Linked DNA regions of Homo sapiens: region 2 is linked to region 1. The links are chromatin loops, found by intact Hi-C in ENCODE. Cell type or tissue: heart right ventricle. All regions are shown on one strand. Each heading gives the region's core, and the rest is flanking DNA. Links, peaks and the distances in the headings are about the cores only.

The links. Peaks named below come from ENCODE experiments on the same cell type or tissue, not always from the same donor. Only the 100,000 strongest peaks of a DNase experiment are listed, where the experiment ranks them.
Region 2: a loop joins it to region 1, with 2.1 times the contacts of the local background. A loop is called at or near these places in 24 of 110 quality-filtered maps.

Annotation. Positions count from the first base shown.
Region 1 is chr2:96,143,095-96,147,476 of GRCh38, reverse strand. DUSP2 (dual specificity phosphatase 2) reads left to right here and starts at 2,037. Exons shown (of 4, transcript NM_004418.4): 1 at 2,037-2,510; 2 at 2,595-2,716; 3 at 3,104-3,323; 4 at 3,440-4,308. The coding sequence starts at 2,123. The coding sequence ends at 3,654. RefSeq lists enhancers at 1-67, 478-1,357, 2,154-2,655, 3,058-3,107 and a silencer at 1,668-2,427. In heart right ventricle, for the core only: no CTCF peak of the experiment used is centred there; DNase peaks (open chromatin) are centred at 270, 1,096, 1,926 and 2,251; H3K4me3 peaks cover 2,335 bases; H3K27ac peaks cover 2,461 bases.
Region 2 is chr2:96,194,033-96,198,414 of GRCh38, reverse strand. It overlaps STARD7 (StAR related lipid transfer domain containing 7), which reads left to right. Exons shown (of 8, transcript NM_020151.4): 2 at 2,866-3,074; 3 at 3,408-3,457. Among named protein-coding and RNA genes, the nearest start is that of STARD7-AS1, 12 kb to the left of the region's middle. In heart right ventricle, for the core only: a CTCF peak has its summit at 2,553; no DNase peak of the experiment used is centred there; H3K27ac peaks cover 1,613 bases.

The sequences.
Region 1 (4,382 bases), core at 103-4,102:
AATGCTCTCCCCACATGCAGAACTCCCCGGCAAGGTATACCAGATTCTCCAGAAGGAGGGGAAGAGGCCCAGCCCAGCATGGGAGTTGGGTCTGGAGCCCCTTACACGGCTGAGCTGAATTCACTCCTGAATCAGGGATCCCACCTGGCTGGGGTCCTCCCACAGAGCTGGAAGGCTTTGGCTCCTGGCCCAGCAGCAAGACTGGACCTGATTGTCCTTCTGCACGCTCTGTAATTTGCCCCTGGAATAAGCATTAAGTCATTTGGAGGCCGATGCCAAAGATAAGGGCTCATATCAGCCTTTGGGATCTGTGGCCCAGACTCCCTGGCTCTGTTGTGGGCTTTGCTGCCTCAGCCTCCAGACTGGCCTGCCAGGGACAGCGGGGCCTCAGCCAAGTTGCCCAGACAGTGGAGTAGCCTTAGAGCGTTGGAGCCAGTGTGGAAGAGCCGCTGCACCATGATGTGCTCCCCTTACAGATGGAGACACTGAGAGGGTGACGTGGCCCCAGGGACCTTTGGAGTCCTTGGGGCTTTTCTCCTCTGCATCGGCTCTGACCCCAGCACACACAAGCTCCAGCTCCTTCTCACACATAGTGGAACTGCACAGGTACGATGCTGCCCTGCACACAACCAGGCATACAGCACACTGCTGTGAGGAACTCAGGGCAGACAAGTCCAGAAGGGCTGCGGGCTCTCCACAGGTCCCAGCTGTCACTCTTCAAGACGGTCTGGACACAGGGGTCTGTGGGGGAGCCGGAAGGGTCTTTCAGAGGGCACGGAGGAGGGCCTCAGGAGACTGGGGGCTTGGAGGGTGGGTTCTGAAATCCCACGCAGCTGGGGGCAGGGCGAGGGCAGCTCCAGCGCAGTGACGCTGTCTCCACCCACCTCAACTTCTCTGCTTGAGTTTGGGAGTTCACTGCCAACAATTCTTGTGGCTCAGACACCCCACGCACACCTGGGCCTCACCACATCCGGCAGCAGGGCTGGGGGAGGGCGGAATGGAGGGGATACCCAGGCCCCCAGTCCTCCGGGTGCAGTGCTAGCCCTGGACTTTGCTGCCCGGCGGGGCTGGACAGGGAGGCCTAGGATGGGGGAGGCCAGTTCTGTTCTGCTTCTCCCTCTTCCCCTTGCCAAGGTCTTGAAATCCCCGCAGGCCTGGGGAGGGCCGGGAGCGTCAGCGGACTTCCCTCCAGGGCGGGCTTGTGGCAGGGGGAAGTACTTCTCTCTGGGGCCTGGGGGCTTTCCCTGCACCCAGGAGGAAGAAGCTTTGCCCTACACATAACTGGAAACCAGTCACAGACCCCTGCTTTCCCCATGAAAGGCCCTGGGACCCCCCCTCATTTCCCTTCGGCCCAAGCCCAGGGGCCTGGGCCCCGGGGACTGTGTTCTGGCCTAGCTTGGCCACCAACCTACTGCAAGACCCTGAGTACTGGTCTTATCCAGGCAATGGGGGGTGGGGAGGGGGAGGAGAGAGAAAGTCCCTCTGGCTCAAGGTCTCCAAATAGATGAGAAATAGGACATCTCAGCAGGGACCCCCCCCATCATCCAGTGTAGAAATCACCCGTGGCAGCAGGCATTTGTCAATGTTTGTGGTGACAAATTTCTAAGAGGAAAATTCTGGGAGGGAAAGGGAAAAGGCAGAGGAAGCGTGGGGTTAGGGGGTGGGGTACTCCAAGGGTCATCGTTGGCCCTAAAGGGGGACCTGCATCTGAGAAGCTGGGTTCCCCAGGACTGAGTGGCTTGGGACAGGTCAAAGGGTGGGCGCAAAAACGGAGGGGTGCTAGTCCCTCCGACTCCGGGTAACACCTTCCCTTCCCTTAGTCGCTGGTCCCCGCCTCCTCCCGGTGTGTTGGTCCCCGCGCCCTGCCTTCCCCCTCAACCTCCCCCCCGCCCCGAAGTCTCCAGGTCAGCCCAGACTGCGCCCCACGTGAGGGGCGGGGGCGGGCGCGGGCGCCAGCGCCTTCCTGCTCTGCCCTTGTATGGTGCCCCGGAGGCCGGCCCACGGGTACTTAACCCGGGCCGCCGCGGAGGGCGCCCGGAGTCGACCGCTCGGGCAGCGCCACCGCCACGAGAGCCCGGGACGCGGGAAAGACCGAAAGGAAGAGGAAGAGGCACCGGTGGCCATGGGGCTGGAGGCGGCGCGCGAGCTGGAGTGCGCGGCGCTGGGCACGCTGCTGCGGGATCCGCGGGAGGCGGAACGCACGCTGCTGCTGGACTGCCGCCCCTTCCTGGCCTTCTGCCGGCGCCACGTGCGCGCCGCGCGGCCAGTGCCTTGGAACGCGCTGCTGCGGCGCCGCGCGCGCGGCCCTCCTGCCGCCGTTCTCGCCTGCCTGCTGCCCGACCGCGCGCTGCGGACGCGCCTGGTCCGCGGGGAGCTGGCGCGGGCCGTGGTGCTGGACGAGGGCAGTGCCTCGGTGGCGGAGCTCCGGCCCGACAGCCCGGCTCATGTGCTGCTGGCCGCGCTGCTGCACGAGACCCGCGCGGGGCCCACTGCCGTGTACTTCCTGCGAGGTGAGCAAGCCGGCCGCCCTTGGCCCGCCCCACCCGACTCCAGCCCGGCTTTCCCTGCTGATCGTGCTCTTCCCCTCCTTGCAGGAGGCTTCGACGGCTTCCAGGGCTGCTGTCCCGATCTGTGCTCTGAGGCCCCCGCCCCTGCGCTGCCGCCAACAGGGGACAAAACCAGCCGCTCCGACTCCAGGGCTCCTGTCTACGACCAGGTGAGTATTGACCCCCCTCCCCCGAACCTCCCTCTCTCCCCGCCGCGGACTGGGCGCCTCTAGGGAAAGAGCCTGCCATTTGGGGATGCGAGCAGTTTGCCCATATACACACACTTTTATACGTGTGTGTGTTGGGGGAGGGGGTGGGGCATGGCTGCTCGCGCGTGCCTGTATGGGTCTGTGTATGTTTGCATGTGTATGTTGGGAGCATGAAGGGAAATGTATGTCCCGGTGTGTCCTCCGCACATTCCTGAGACCTGTCTCAGGTCAGGAGGACTGGCTGAGGAGTCCTCTTGTCTCGGCCAGCCCATGGGGTCTCCACCCGCTGCTGCTCCAGCTCTCCGGGGCTGGGCTGGAAAGGCCTCACCGCCCCTCTGTTCCCTCCAGGGTGGCCCTGTGGAGATCTTGCCCTACCTGTTCCTGGGCAGCTGCAGTCACTCGTCAGACCTGCAGGGGCTGCAGGCCTGTGGCATCACAGCCGTCCTCAACGTGTCCGCCAGCTGCCCCAACCACTTTGAGGGCCTTTTCCGCTACAAGAGTATCCCTGTGGAGGACAACCAGATGGTGGAGATCAGTGCCTGGTTCCAGGAGGCCATAGGCTTCATTGGTAAGGGGGCACCTCTGCCCAGAAATCCCGAGGGGCTCCAGAGGAGAGGACTGGGGGCACCTGTCTCCTGGGCTGTGCACATTCCGTCTGACACCACTCCCCCATCTCCCTTGCAGACTGGGTGAAGAACAGCGGAGGCCGGGTGCTGGTGCACTGCCAGGCGGGTATCTCGCGCTCTGCCACCATCTGTCTGGCATACCTCATGCAGAGTCGCCGTGTGCGGCTGGACGAGGCCTTTGACTTCGTTAAGCAGCGCCGGGGGGTCATCTCCCCCAACTTCAGTTTCATGGGGCAGCTGCTGCAGTTTGAGACCCAGGTGCTGTGTCACTGAGGTGGTGCCCCTCTGCCTGCCTGCCCCACTGTGCTGGCAGGAGCTGACTGTGGACTGGTGGGCTCCCCTCTGGGCCAGCACAGTCCCCTCACCTCTGGCAGGGCTGCTACCTCCTCAGAGTTTCAGAAGCCCCCACATGGGGGCTCTAGGAATGCCGGCATGCTGGTCTTTCCGACCTGGTGCTCTTCTGCTGGGGGACTGAGGCTGGCCCTCATTCGGGGTCGGGAACCAAGGGTGTGTCTGCTCTTTCCCTCCCCATCCTCTGGCAGAAATCAGCTAGACGCTATACCGTGGACTCTCCCTGGTCCACCACCATGTTGAAGCCCTTGGCAGCCTGAGAGCTCCAAGGAACAAGCTGTGACAACCAGGAGCCCTGTCTGTGGGTTCGTCTGCCCAGGGCCTGGAGCCCAAGCCCTGTGTTCCTGGGGAAGCTGGGGACTTGGGAAGTGATGGGTGTGTCATGTTGCGTGTGTCTGTCTGTGAGCCTTTCACACCTGTGCTGGCGCTGGAAAATTATTTGTGCTCAGCTGACATTTAACACTCCCTCCCCCGCTTCCTCCTAGCCCTGTGGGCAGGGGTTGGAAACTTAGCACTTTATATTTATACAGAACATTCAGGATATGTCAATAAAATATTGTTATATTTAAAAAACAACAACCCAGCATCTGGTCTCATCTGATACCCGGGAGCCTGCTTGGACCTCACGTTTCCTTGTGCCCTTGGGGTTT
Region 2 (4,382 bases), core at 156-4,155, 51 kb before region 1:
TCTGCTCCTAGGAATCTACCCAAGAGAATTGAAAACATGTCTATATGAAGATTTGTACACAAATGTCCATAGCAGTATTCTTTTTTTTTTTTTTGAGACAGTTTTGTCTTTTCGCCCAGGCTGGAGTGAAGTGGTGCAATCTTGGCTCACTGCAACCTCCACCTCCTGGGTTCAAGCAATTCTCCTGTCTCAGCCTCCCAAGTAGTTGGGATTCCAGGCTCCTGCCATCACACCTGGCTAATTTTTGTATTTTTAGTAGAAATGGGGTTTTGCCATGTTGGCCAGGCTGGGTCTCGAACTCAACCTCAGAGTGATCCACCCACCTTGGCCTCCCGAAGTGCTAGGATTATAGGCATGAGTCACTACGTCCGGCCAGCAGTATTATAATAGCAGTAATATAATATAGTGCTATTATAATAGCACTATAATAAAATAGTGGAAACAAATTTTATTTGATGAATGGATAAACAAAATGCGATCTATCCATACAATGGAATATTATTCAGCTATAAAAAGGAATAAAGTACAGCATGGTTGAACTTGAAAGTATGCTAAGTGAAAGAAGCTCAACACAAAAGCTACATATCATATGATTCCATTTACTTGAAATGTCCAGAATTGGCAACTCCATAGAGACAGAAAGTAGATTAGTGGCTGCCTAGGACTGGGAGGAGGCAGGAATGGGAAGTGACTAATGATAGATAGAGGTTTCTTTTGGGGGTGATAAAAATGTTCTGGAATTAGGGGTGATGGTTGCACAACCTTGTGAATATACTAACAAGTACAGAATTGTACACTGTAAAAGAATGAATCTTATGGTATGTGAATTTATCAATTTAAAAACAAAGGGGAAAAATACATACATACTTATAATAAGACAACCCAATAAAAAACGGACAAAAGATATCAATTGACATTTTAAAACCATAAACCTTCATAGTTAACATTTGAGGGCTACTTACGTGCCAGATAACAAACACTTTATTTTATTTTATTTTTTATTTATTTTAGAGATGGAGTCTCACTCTGTTGCCCAGGCTGGAGTGCAATGGTGCGATCTTGGCTCACTGCACCCTCAGCCTCCTGGGTTCAAGTGATTCTTCTGCCTCAGCCTCCCGAGTAGCTGGGATTACAGGCGTCCACCACCATGCCCAGCTAATTTTTGTATTTTTAGTAGAGATGGAGTTTCACCATGTTTCCCAGGCCGGTCTCGAACTCCTGACCTCAGGTGATCCGCCCACCTCGGCCTCCCAAAGTCTGGGATTACAGGCGTGAGCCGTTGTGCTTGGCTTTATTTTATTTTATTTTATTTTATTTTATTTTATTTTATTTTATTTTATTTTATTTTGAGACGGAGTTTCGCTCTTGTTGCCCAGGCTAGAGTGCAATGGCACGATCTTGGCTCCCTGCAACCTCCGCCTCCCGTGTTCAAGCGATTCTCTTGCCTCAGTCTCCCGAGTAGCTGGGATTACAGGTATGTGCCACCGTGCCCAGCTAATTTTGTATTTTTAGTAGAGACAGGGTTTCTCCACGTTGGTTAGGCTGGTCTCAAACTCCTGACCTCAGGTGATCGCCTGCCTCAGCCTCCCAAAGTATTGGGATTACAGGCGTGAGCCACTGCGCCTAGCCTATTTTATTTTTTAAGAGACAGTGTAGCTGGGCACGGTGGTTTACGCCTGTAATCCCAGAACTTTGGGAGGCCGAGGCGGGCAGATCATGAGGTCAGGAGATTGAGACCGTCCTGGGTAACACGGTGAAACCCTGTCTCTGCTAAAAATACAAAAAATCAGCCGGGCATGATAGCGCGTGCCTGTAGTCCCAGCTACTGGGGAGGCTGAGGCAGGAGAAATACTTGAACCCAGGAGGCGGAAGTTGCAGTGAGCCCAGATCATGGCACTCTATTCTAGCCTGGGTGACAGAGTGAGACTCTGTTTCAAAAAAACAAACAAAAAAAAGAGACAGAGTCTTACTGTATTGCCCAGACTGGAGTACAGTGGCAGAATTGTAGCTCACTACAGCCTCCAACTCCTGGGCTCAAGTGATGTTCCCATCTCAGCCTATAGCTTGGAGTACAGGCATGTGCCACTATGCCTGGCTAATTTTTTAAATTTTTTCTTAGAGGTAGGGTCTCACTGTGTTTCCCAGGTTAGTCTTGAACCTGGCCTCAAGGAGTCCTCCTGCCTTGGCCTCCCAAAGTGCTGGGACTACAGGAGTGAGCCTCTGTGCCTGGCCATAGATATTAAGCACTTGACACTTACTTTTTTTTCGTTGTTTTTTGTTTTTTGTTTTTTTTTTTTTTTTGAGACAAGAGTCTCACTCTGTCGCCCAGGCTAGAGTGCAGTGGCGTGATCTCGGCTTACTGCAACCTCTGCCTCCCAGGTTCAAGTCATTCTCCTGCCTCAGCCTCCTGAGTAGCTGGGATTACAGTTGCGCGCCACCATGCCCGGTTAATTTTTGTGTTTGTAGTAGAGACAGGGTTTCACCATGTTGATCAGGCTGGTTTTGAGCTCCTGACCTCGTGATCCACCCTCTTCTGCCTCCCAGTGTTGAGATTACAGTCGTGAGCCACCACGCCCTGCAGCACTTGACACTTTGTAATCTTTATAGCCAACCTCGAGATAGGTACTATTATTATTTCCATTTTATAGATTTAGAAATAGGAACTGGTTAAATAATAATCTAGTTAGTGAGTGTTGGACTAAGATTCAAACTCAGGAACTCAGTTTTTATTGACTATACTGTGTCCTGTTTATATACTACATACTGTGGTTTACTGTATAACCTTCTTGCACAGACCTTTGTGTGGACACTTCATTTCACAGGGCTGACTAACCACCTCACCATGGCTCTTTTTCCCCTTTACAGATCTATTAATGAGATGAAGCGGTTGGAAGAAATGTCAAATATGTTTCAGAGCTCTGGAGTCCAGCACCACCCTCCAGAACCAAAAGCCCAAACAGAAGGGAATGAAGATTCAGAGGGCAAAGAGCAACGTTGGGAAATGGTGATGGATAAGAAACACTTTAAGCTGTGGCGGCGCCCAATTACAGGCACCCACCTTTACCAGTACCGAGGTGAGCCCAGTGTGGCTATCTTTTGGGTTCCATAGTTGCACAGGTGCATGGGATTTCTGTTCTTCATACTTCTCTAAACTGTTCTGGTTGTTTCTCAGAAAATTTGCCGTAGTTTTTTGTTTATTGTTTTTCTTCTCCCAGATGACAAATGTCTCAGTGTTGTCTTTGCTTACATCCTCTTTGTCTTTCTTTGTTGCTCTACTAAGACTTCTAGTTTCTGAACCTGCCTTTAAGATCTCTTAGTACTTTAGATCTGAAACGCCGCTAGGTGAAAGAAACAAGGCGAGTGACTGGAGTATGGCCAGCATCCCTTATTCTTTCTTTTCATTCTAGTTTTTGGAACCTACACAGATGTGACACCTCGGCAGTTCTTCAATGTTCAGGTGAGTTAATTTTTCTCTCCAGATTTGGAGCCTCCTAGCATATCAATTGCTACTGTCTACATGAATCATTTATCTGACTCAGGTGACATTGGCTTAAGTACATCCATCTATCTACCTGTCATCCACATTGCATAGCATTTAGGTAAACATTTGACTTAGAATTTCTTTATCTGTCCCATGGGGATGAGATCAGTTTTACCCTCCCACAGGACTGTTGGGAATATCAGATAGAGGAATGGATATGAATACTTTAATGTATTTTATGAGGCTTTATTGTTTTTTTCCCCAAACAACTTAAGAGTAAGTTACATACATCATAGTCCTTTACTCCTAAATTCTTCCAGTGTGTATTTCCTAAAACTAGCCATATGCCGTATTTCTTAACTAATCATGATACCATTATTGAAATTAGTAAATTTAACACTGATGGAACACTTTCATGTAGTCCTCTGTTTGTATTTATCAGTTTTATCAGTTGACTCAATGTCCTTTATAGCATTTTCCACTTCAGTACAGATAGGATTATATTTAGTTGTCACATCTGTTTAACCTCAAATCAAGAACATTTCCATAGTGGAGGGTTTTTTTTTTTCTTTCCTCTCCCTGAGACAGGGTCCTGCTGTGTTACCCAGGCTGGAGTACAGTGGTGTGATCATGTCTTGCTGCAGCCTTTGTTTCCTGGACTCAAGTGATCCTCCCACCTCAGCTTCCAGGCCTACAGGCATGCGCCACCACACTTGGCTAATTAAAATTTTTTTTTCTTAGAGACAGGGTCTCCCTATGTCTCCTAGGCTGGTCTTGAACTCCCTGGGCTCTAGTGATCCTCCTGCCTTTGCCTCCCAAAGTGCCGGGATTACAGGTGTGAGTCACTGTGTTGGCCCAATGTTTATTTCATAAAGATGAAGAGTATCTGTTCAAAGACTGC